4 separate regions of the Mus musculus genome follow, and all the other regions are linked to region 1. A link is a loop called in an ENCODE intact Hi-C map of the cell type or tissue named here. Cell type or tissue: heart. All regions are shown on one strand.

Region 1 (2,500 bases):
AAGCCAATGGCTTAAAATGTATATTGTAATAAGAAATAGAGCCATATGATAGGACAGCCAATAGAAAAAGGTTTTATATCCTGATAATTATGGAAATGGCAATCAATTAGCATACTAGTTATAAACAACTATGCATCACTCACTATATTCATCAGAGCCCTTCCTTGTTTTACTTAACCCATTCTTGATATTTTATTTTTAGCTTAACTCTCTAAGCTTAGTCATTACAAATAATTTAGGGTCAATTCAACCATAAATAAACAAGCTTTATCAAGTTTTCCCTTTTGGAGGGCGGGGGTGTGTGAAGGGTGTTCAAGACAGGGTTTCTCTGTGTAGCCCTGGCTGTCCTGGAACTCACTCTGTAGACCAGGCTGGCCTCGAACTCAGAAATCCACCTGCCTCTGCTTCCCAAATGCTGGGATTAAGGTCATGGGCCACCAATTTCAATTGTAGGTGCTAATCCCAACAACAGTTCACTCAAAATGGGAAGATCCAAAACTGGGAGAATCTCAGATTTCCCAGGGGCGTTGGAAACAGCAAATGAGCAAGTATGCAAGGTAGATGTAGGATTCATACTGAATTAGAAGCCAAAAGCAGTCGAATTGGACATTTCGACTATAGGATAAGAGTCCCCGAACAAATAGAAAAATGTCTCCAAACCTACAGCAAACTTAATTTCACAGTGCTTTTGGTTTTAATGATCTATACTGTTCTTGGAAATGGTCGTATGTTTAACACAATATTGTAGTATATTAGGCATTTGTTTTATTTCGGCACAAACAAAAACCGGGTTTTAACATTAGTGGGCTCTGGATCCTCCAGAAGGTATCAACTAATGAACAAACCCAGGAGCTTGTACAGTGTAAGAAGGCCGGGTTGATTCTGAGGCGCTGCAACACCTAGCTAAAAACAGGACACTGGTTTCGCAGTCTGCAGGTAACTCAAGCACAAACCCTGCTTTCAAGTTTCTGGCTGGGCTCAAGTACCCATCCCTAGGCCACGTGCCCTAGAAAAACACAGGAGCAGTTCTAGGACGTAGAACCTTCCTCCTCGCACCCCACGCCCTTTCCCAGGACTACCTACCTACTAGGGCCAAGCTCAGCCCCGCCAGCCCACAACACAACACTCCCCTCTCCCCCTTCCGGAAATTCCCCCGCCCACTACCCACGTGACCCACCACCTTCGCGCTCCACCAATCAGAAGCCACCTCAGCCTACTGGGGTCTCCGACGCTCCTCTTTTGAAAACGCAGCCTACGTCTCCTGCACCAGGCCCCGCCCCCCAGGGCGCTGACTACGCCCATTCCTTAATCCACCCCTCTCCCCCCTCCCCACCACGTTCAGACCCCACTTCTCCCTGCGCCCTCCCTTCCCGGGCTTCGCCCCACCCCGCCCCCGACCGCGCGCCCGCCCCGATCTCGCGAGATCTGACGTGCCCGCCGCGGCCTCCCGCCTCCCCTCCCGTCCTCCCGCCCCCTCCCCCATCTCTCCACTCTCCGCTCTCCTCCCTCCCTCCTCCCCCCTCCACCCTCTGGGCCGGATCTCGTCTCGCTGAGGCGGAGGAGGAGAAGGAGGAGGAGGACGTTCGGCCTGCGCAGTGAGATGTTTGTCCGTCGCCGCCGCCGCCGCCATCGCGGAGGAGCGCGATAAAGGGAGCCGAGCCCGGCGCGAGGGGAAGCCCGCGGAGCCGCCGCGCCAGCGCAGCCCCCGGCCGAGCCCGAGCCGCCCGAGCCCGAGCCGCCGCCCCCGCCGCCGCGGCCGCCCAGGGGCCGGCCCGCCGCCCAGCCCAGCCCGGGGGCCGCGCCGCCGCCCCCCGCCGAGCCCCGCGGCTGCCCTCCCGCCTTCAATGTGACACCGGCGCCTCCGAGTGCGAGCCGCAGCCGCCGCCGCCGTCAGCGCCGCCGCCGGGGAGGGGCCGAGCACCATGTCGAATCTGAGCAAAGGCACGGGCAGCCGGAAGGACACCAAGATGCGGATCCGGGCCTTTCCGGTGAGTCGGTCCTCGGCGCCCGGGACCGGGAGCCGCGGCCCGGAGCCGCACGCGAGGCCGGGGCTGAACTCCGCCAACAGGCCGCAGCCGGCCTCCCCTCCCCCCACGGCCGCCGCCGGTGGCGGAGCGCGAGGCTTCCCGGCAACGGGGCGGCGCGGGGCCGGGTCGGCCACCTCCGGGGCCGTTCCCCGCGCCCCGGCCGCCCCGGGGCCTCCTTCGCTCGGGCCTCGGGGGCCGCGGCCCTGAGGGGATGCGCGCTGTGGCCGCCGCACCCGTCGCGTGGGGCGTGTGTGTAACTTTTAGCGTGCGGTTTCCAGAAGGAGCCGGCTCGGCTTTTACGGCGGTGGGGAGGACTGTCCACCTCTGCTCGACTCCGTAGTCAGGGGCGGTCTTGCCATCCCACTGCCCCACTCACTGACAGAGATGCTAGAAATGCCCACTGGCAAAACACTAGGAGCATAGTATTTATAGCATCCTTGATCCTGCAAAGCTTCCTAAGCGCTTGACCCACT
Region 2 (2,500 bases), 130 kb after region 1:
GTGTATTAAAGTTAGAGGAAGTTGGTTTTGAACTAATTAGAAAGTCACAACATATTCTGTAGCATTCATAGCTTCTTTTAAATCAAACTCACATTTAGAAATCGATGCATATCCGGGCCCAGCAACAGCACAACTATCAGAATAGCATTTTTTTCTTTGTTGTTTGTGGCAATAGAGATTTGATATATAGCCTAGAGTGCCTTCTACAGGGCCCAACCAGCCTTGAACTCACAATGATCCCCCTGTCTCAGCCTCCTGAATCCTGGGATTATAGGTATTTGCAACTAGGCTTGACTATTAAAGAATTTAGGAACAGATTAGGTGATTACATCAACGGTGGGGTATCCTTCTATTTAAGGTTCTACAGCCTGTATCCACAGGTGAGTGTGTCAACAGGAAGTTGACATGGCAGCTTTTCCTCATCATAAGAGAAAAGAAATCGTGGCTGGCCTTCTCAGCTCCAGAGAGGTAGCATTGGATATCTTGGGTTCAAAGACCTCAGCCACTTCACTGTGTGAGTTTGGCAAAGTTACTTAATTTTTTTTTTTTTCTTTCTATGCCTCAGTTTCTTGTCAGCAACTGGGGAATAATTACCCTCTTCTTTGTAGGCTTGTTGGCTAATTAAATCAATTCATAGGATGTTTAATGGCAGTTTACTCTAAATTCAACCAGGCATTTTTTTCAGTGAGGCCAACACTATTTAGACAAAATATCTCTTCTTTGTGACTTAGTATAAAATTATCAGAAGCAAGTAGCTGGCATGCAGATAAGACTGGGGAGTTGTTTTAAAGAACACATTCTATTCAGGTGGCCTGGCAGGCCACTGTAAACATCAGGATATTTAAGTAGGAAGTCAGAGCCCATTGTGGTCCACCAAATGGATGTCTAGTCAGTGTAACAGAGCCACAGATTGCTATCAGCACAACAGAGCCGCCTCCTGTTCCTTTCGGCCGATCATTTCCTCTATTGAGTTGAATGTAAGAACCACCCACTGGGCGTGGGTCTCAGCATTATAGGTTTTTAGGTCAAACCAAAACCCTGGGGAATGCCCGAGAAAGCCAAGCAAATAGTTACATCTGCTCAGACCGGATGACATAGAGCGACTCTGTTGTGTGTAGCCGACTCCACACTTGAGTGACATTCCCCGCTGGAGCACTGGAGGAAGCCAGGAGCATGTGTGATCTGGTGAAGAACTTGGTTCAGAAGTTGCTAAAGATTTTATAGAGGCTGAGGGCTCTGCGTGAGGCCTTGGTTCTTCCTAAAAGGCTGAGCTGTGGGCCCTGTCGGGTGGCCTTCATCATAATCTTCACATAGCCTGCCATGGATGAGATACAGGAACCTCTAGCCTTGACTGTGCATCTTCTTGCCGACACTGGGAACGGTTTGCTTCTGCAGCAGGCTCTGGACCAACTACTAGAATGTATCTGCCCAGAGGTGCGTCTCTTCCTGGTGTCTGAACGTGCCAGGCCAGTGAACTACCATGAAAAGTACCACCCGCGGAGGGCCCGCTTCCCAGGAATGTCTGTTTTGCTCTTCCTTCAGGAAAGCCTGGGACAAGAACGGTTGTTTCGAGTCTTGGACTTCCTACGGCGTTCACCCTGGCAGGGTTTCCCTACCCAGCATGCACAGGGGAGGTCTTGTTCTTATCTCCCTGCCAATCAGGAATTCTACAGTCTGCACAACCAGATGCCAGTGTGGGGCATGAGGCCAGTGAATTGTGGCACTGATATCCTCAGGGTGACTCTGTACTGCAGTTTTGATAACTATGAAGATGCCATCAGACTCTATGAGATGCTTCTACAGAGAGACGCCACTGTGCAAAAGAGCGACTTCTGTTTCTTTGTCCTCTATGCCACCGAGGGCTTCAGCCTGCAGCTCTCTCTGAAGCAGCTGCCCCTGGGAATGTCAGTAGACCCCAAGGAGTCTTCTGTGCTGCAGTTCAGGGTTCAAGAGATTGGGCAGCTGGTGCCTCTTCTACCCAATCCGTGTGTTCCCATCAGCAGCGCGAGGTGGCAGACTCAGGACTATGATGGCAATAAGATTCTGCTGCAGGTATTTCATTTCGTTCATTTCTGGGGTGTACCAGGTTTAGTAGGGTCAGATCCAGGATCCTGGGAGCTCAAACAAGCTAGACTTGGCCGTCCATCTACAGCAGGCCAATTAAAATGACGAATAGTAGAGGAAGACAGAGAAAGAATTCAAAGTGGCTACATTGAACAAGTGAAATCACCCTCCTGTCGCCACTCCCCTCCCCCATGAAGTTTAAGTTTAAATAGAGGGCAAGAAATATGCCTAAGCAGTCCTGGTCAGGGTGTGGTCCCAACCATAATCCATCCATTGTCTCAGCCCCAGCTTCTCCTGCAGGACAGCCAGGCAAGTTTGTCAAGACCGAGTCAAATCTCTGGGAGTCACCCCCTACCCCACCCCCACCCCCCACCCCCTAGCTGGCCTCAGGGTCCCAGCTTTACCATCTGGGCAACATGAGATTCCTGAGGAAATT
Region 3 (2,500 bases), 590 kb after region 1:
TACTCATTTTTTTTCATAAACCACACACAGCTTTATTCAGAACAGTTCCCTTTAAGATCAAAGTGAACTTGCAGCTGACTTTTTTGTATAGACCTTGGCCCAAAGGTCACCTCTCAGGGCAACTTCCTCTTCTTATCTCATTTTTTTTTCTTTGTTTGTTTGCCTGCCTGCAGGATCGTCAGTCACCTGAAAAGGCTTCTGGGGAAACCAGGGTGTCTCTCTCTCTCTCTCTCTCATACACACACACACACACACACATGCTTGAAGTCATTGTTGATGGGGAGCATTTGGGAGTACTAGGTTACAGTAGGTTTGTAGAAAATACCACTTGGACTGCCTTTCCTGGGTTACTTGGGTACCCTCAAAGGGCCTCCTTACTACGTTTCCTCCAGCATTTCCTACCTTGTGTGCTTGACTGATTTCCTCATACCTAAGGGGGAAGTTGTTTGAAGGTCTGGACTTTGAGGGGTACGGTTTTGTTTCATCCATCCTGCTCCCGCATCCTGAGTTTCTGAGTGTGGCCCATCTTTCGCTGTTCCCACAGATCTGGCCCCATGACATCCTTCCCTGTTAACACGCTTGTCTTTACTCACCGAGGGCTGGCCTCTTCCAGTGCTTAAACAGTGTGAAGCTTAAGCAGTGTGTGCAGTGCTGGTTTGATCGAATCACTAAACAAACCAATAAAGGACCAGAGAGCAGAACTTACCACTAACTGTGCTTACTTGGGTTAGTTTATTAATCATAGGTGTCCAGACAGCCCTGCCAGGCAGTGGGAGAGCTCAAGTTTTTTGTTGTTTGTTTGTTTGTTTGTTTTTAACCCTAAGAAAGAGTATTCTGTGGACCCATGCTGATCCCAGCCTGTCTAGATTATCCCTGACATCTGGAGTTTGAGATTTTCCTTAGCACAGGAGTCACACAAAATCATTTTAAAGATTACATCTGGACTGGTTTCTCCAGTCACACAGAGAACCCACAGGAGGCATCTCAACCACGTGTCCGTGGTTTCTTGGGGGTGGGGAATGCTGCTTGTTGGGGTGGTGAAGGTACCAGAGTCCCCAAGAGCCGTCTTCTCTGTATGGAGTCAGTAGGCTGTGAGGCTTGGTCCCCACAGACCCTTGAGCTCTTCCCTGTTCCTTCCTGTAGCACAAGCCAGTAAGTGCATTCTTCTTTCCCTCAGGCAGGCCAAGCCCCCTGAAAGCCAGGCCAGTTCCTAGACTTTTGGTTTCAAGATCCACTCAACAACCGTTCACTGTTTTGCCTCCCTGTTACCAAAGGAGACACTTTGTTCTCTAGCGGAAATGAAGAGGTCAGAGTTCTAGCAACTTGGTTGGAAGGAAATTGCTATTTATTTGATAAAGGCCGACTGAAGTGAGGATGATGTCACTCCCTCTTCCTGTCAGGCTAACATCTTAGTGTCCTCGAAACCATCTTAGGTGCCAGAGTTAAATATTTTTATCCGTATCCTCCAGAAGTACAGTCAGACTAGGACACGATTCCCTTTGTCATGGTGGCAGAAGTGTTTAGAGTGTCCCAAGTCTCAGAGTCCCAGCATCTCTACAAGAGGTCACAAAAATCAGCTTTGTACCCAATTACTGTTTATTCAGTGTTTAATACAAATTGGCACCTTGGACTAATTTTGTAGCAGATTGTATGTGCTGAAAATTGCTTTTTAATTAATTGGTTGAACACTACCTAGTTATCAGCCTAAAATTAGAAAATGATTAAATTGCTTTATACTGTTTGTCTTGGGAAGAAAATTGGTGAAAAGACACTAATTTTTGCTGTTGGAGGTGGGGTGTGCTTGACTTCAGCTTCTTCAGAAATACTTAAGTGGAGTATGACATTCATTGGAGATGACAGATGGGCACGTGCTCTTCAGGGTTATCATTCAGGTATCCTGTGTTCTGGAAAATATGTAACACACCCAAATGTATGTCCTTACGGGCACTGCTAAATTAAGAATCATACTGATTTTCCTAGATGTTTCCTGAGAGTCGGTGCCTTGAAGAAAAGAACTGTGCTTTGTGTCCGTCTTTGTCCTTACTCCAGGGTGGTTTCCAAGGAGGAGAGTTCATGGGCTTCGTGATTCCCTAATGTATAGTTTAACCTTGGTTGGATTAAGTCTTTGACAGCATCTGAGAAGACTGGAGGAAAGAAAAGTGAGCCCTCCTCTCTGATCCTCCGGTGTGCCTTTCTGTAGATCATAGTTGATCTCCTTTCTGTAGATCATAGTTGATCTCCTTTCTGTAGATCATGGTTGATCTCCTTTCTGTAGATCATGGTTGATCTCCTTTCTGTAGATCATGGTTGATCTCCTTTCTGTAGATCATGGTTGATCTCCTTTCTGTAGATCATGGTTGATCTCCTTTCTGTAGATCATGGTTGATCTCCTTTCTGTAGATCATGGTTGATCTCCTTTCTGTAGATCATGGTTGATCTCCTTTCTGTAGATCATGGTTGATCTCCTTTCTGTACATCATGGTTGATCTCCTTTCTGTAC
Region 4 (2,500 bases), 54 kb after region 1:
AAAATTATATGCTAAAAAACATGAGTATCTTAAGACCTTATTGTATTTATCTAATTACTCTAAATCTCACATATCACCAATAAAATCTCTGTAGGCTTTTTAGATATCAGTTACTAATATAATAAATATTAGCAATATATATGATTCCAAACAAGATTTTTTCCTAACTTAAAGGTTACTAATTAGAAAATTAAATCTGAGTTAAGCAAGTAAAATTGTTTTAAAACATCACAGTGTCCCAAACCAATTAAATTCTAAAAGTGGGATCATATTAGATTAATAATGAATTGTAGCAATAACACTTAGTATTGACAAATGTAAGAACTGTAAGAATGGCCAGGCATCCTTCCTTAACCATCAACTGTTTTACAGAGGAAATATAGTGATACCCAACCTAAGTTTTTATTCTGATAATATGATTTTAAGAATAAATCAGTGTCAAGTTATTGTTAACTTGGAAGTTCAGTAATTCATTCATAAGAGCCATTAGATGTGCATTACTATAGAGCTTGATAATTTGCTCCCAAAAAGATGGAGTTGCTGCTTTCTTCCAAACTGGTTCATAGCCAGCTATTAGAAAGATCTTTGTGACTGCACAGGAGAGATAGGGTCATGCTTTATGAGTTTATAATCTTAGAAGCAGTGCTTATATTTAAATAATGCATTAGCTGGTTTTAATGCTAGTTTTTTTTTCATCTCCAAAATATGCTGTAGTTACATGCATATTACAGGTATACTTAATTAATAAAGATGCACAGTATTTATTATGAATGGAGATGGTCTTGCCGAGATTTTTGTTTAGTGTGTTAAAGTCTGTTCTTAGGAACTTGATTTTTTTTGCTAGGTAGAGAGTGCTGCTTTTTTTTTTTTTTTTTTTTGGTATATCATATTTTATTATATAATTCTTAGATATATTGATTAATGCTGCTATCAGGTTAAAATCTATTGAGATGACATTAGTAACTCTAAAACTAGTAAGGACAAAGCAGACAAGATTAATAGTTATTTAAAAGTTATTTTTCTCAAAATGTGTGTGTGTGTACTTTAAGCTGTAGAATGGAATATCAGAAAAATATCAGTAATGATGGTGTGTTCGGCAAAGGCTGTGAAAGTGAATCTTTCCAGTACGTTTAACATAATAATGAAAGAAGCTCCTCTCCTGACTAAGGTCAGATGCTTGAATTTGCAGTATATTAGCAGATCTTTAAAACACTGCTTAAAGATAATGTGTTAATTTTGTTTTACATAAATAAAAGCTTTAAAGACTAATTAGATTAAACAAATCCGTATAAGAAACTGCATGAAATGTGTCTTTAACTGTTAAACTACGTGGTATGATTCATTGTAAATGCTATAGAAACCCTGTTAGAATAGAAACACATTATTTTATTGTTTTTAAAAAATCTTAATTGCAGATGGAAAGCCAGAAATTTTTAGCAGAAAACAGTGCTTCAGTATATATAAAGAAAGTAGAAGCTAGGATTAATGAGGAAATAGAGCGGGTGATGCACTGCCTTGACAAATCCACAGAAGAGCCTATTGTGAAGGTGGTGGAGAGGGAACTCATTTCCAAGCACATGAAGACTATTGTAGAAATGGAAAATTCTGGGCTAGTACATATGCTGAAAAATGGAAAGACAGAAGGTAAGTGTTATCAATTAAAAGTAATTCTACCTGAGGAATGTCAGCTTTCAAAAAGCAATGTTGTAATAACTTATCCTAGTTAGCAGTGGGGTGGGGTTAAAGCTTTTCGTTGTATTATTCAAGAAACTGTTATATATCTAGTGTATTCGGTTACGTTTTCTTCCTGTTTTTCACATTTGTTTGCAGAAGAGTAAGTTCAGTGTTTAACCATAGGCCAGTGGGTTCCTTATGCACTCCTTCTGTACTTTCTTAAACACAAATGAATGTGAGTGCTTTCTAGTCCCACACATTCTTACAAGGCTGGAGCATTGTGTGCTTGTGTGTTTGTACCCTGTGTTCCATGTAAGAGAATTTAGAAAAACTAGCAGACAAGAAGTAGAGCAAAAACGTTAGCAATTTTTGAGATAATACATTTAACTATAGTAGCATTAATTTACCATGTTTATGTTTAGAAGTTATGAAATGATTGAGTGTTCTGTAAGAGATCTTGGTTTTTGGTGTTTTGCTTTGAAGCTTTCATTTTATATGACAGCGATGATGTTCTTTTTAGTAGCCATGATTTTTTTCCCTACTTCCTTGGTGAGATCTTAGCAGTATTCTAGCTGTGTACTAGCAGTAAAAGAAAACATACTGCCTATTTGTATGAGCTAGATGAGGAATGTAAAAAGTTTTTTGTTTTGTGTTTTTATGACAAGACATACAAGATACAGAAAGGCAGGTGTTAGAGAAATATGGGCAGGAAAGAGTTATCTATCCTCTTAGTCTCTAATGGAATCCTTGACTTTTTACTTAGTTATACTTTTAATTAAATATTTGGCAAGTGCTCAAATTTATTGTTTCTATTATTTTGAAAAAA

The links. A loop is a pair of places that touch in the nucleus more often than their neighbours do. Peaks named below come from ENCODE experiments on the same cell type or tissue, not always from the same donor. Only the 100,000 strongest peaks of a DNase experiment are listed, where the experiment ranks them.
Region 2: a loop joins it to region 1, with 2.2 times the contacts of the local background. A loop is called at or near these places in 2 of 42 quality-filtered maps.
Region 3: it touches region 1 in a loop (2.2-fold over the local background); 2 of 42 quality-filtered maps call a loop at or near these places.
Region 4: a loop joins it to region 1, with 2.8 times the contacts of the local background. A loop is called at or near these places in 6 of 42 quality-filtered maps.

What each region holds. Positions count from the first base shown.
Region 1 is chr1:80,339,734-80,342,233 of GRCm38, reverse strand. It overlaps Cul3 (cullin 3), which reads left to right and starts at 1,544. Exons shown (of 16, transcript NM_016716.5): 1 at 1,544-1,988. The coding sequence starts at 1,923. Gm39667 (a long non-coding RNA gene) reads right to left here and starts at 1,321. Exons shown (of 2, transcript XR_865570.2): 1 at 1,084-1,321; 2 at 1-1,006. In heart, no CTCF peak of the experiment used is centred here; DNase peaks (open chromatin) are centred at 1,173 and 1,533; H3K4me3 peaks cover 2,015 bases; H3K27ac peaks cover 1,885 bases.
Region 2 is chr1:80,212,485-80,214,984 of GRCm38, reverse strand. Fam124b (family with sequence similarity 124, member B) reads left to right here and starts at 1,041. Exons shown (of 2, transcript NM_173425.3): 1 at 1,041-2,052. The coding sequence starts at 1,321. The region is part of intron 1 of 2310015K22Rik (a long non-coding RNA gene); the gene reads right to left. All of the region lies in intron 2 of LOC108167342 (a long non-coding RNA gene), which reads left to right. In heart, no CTCF peak of the experiment used is centred here; a DNase peak (open chromatin) is centred at 954.
Region 3 is chr1:79,750,128-79,752,627 of GRCm38, reverse strand. The region is part of intron 1 of Wdfy1 (WD repeat and FYVE domain containing 1); the gene reads left to right. Among named protein-coding and RNA genes, the nearest start is that of Wdfy1, 10 kb to the left of the region's middle. In heart, no CTCF peak of the experiment used is centred here; a DNase peak (open chromatin) is centred at 1,167; H3K27ac peaks cover 310 bases.
Region 4 is chr1:80,286,043-80,288,542 of GRCm38, reverse strand. It overlaps Cul3 (cullin 3), which reads left to right. Exons shown (of 16, transcript NM_016716.5): 6 at 1,416-1,644. Among named protein-coding and RNA genes, the nearest start is that of Gm34098, 51 kb to the right of the region's middle. In heart, no CTCF peak of the experiment used is centred here; no DNase peak of the experiment used is centred here.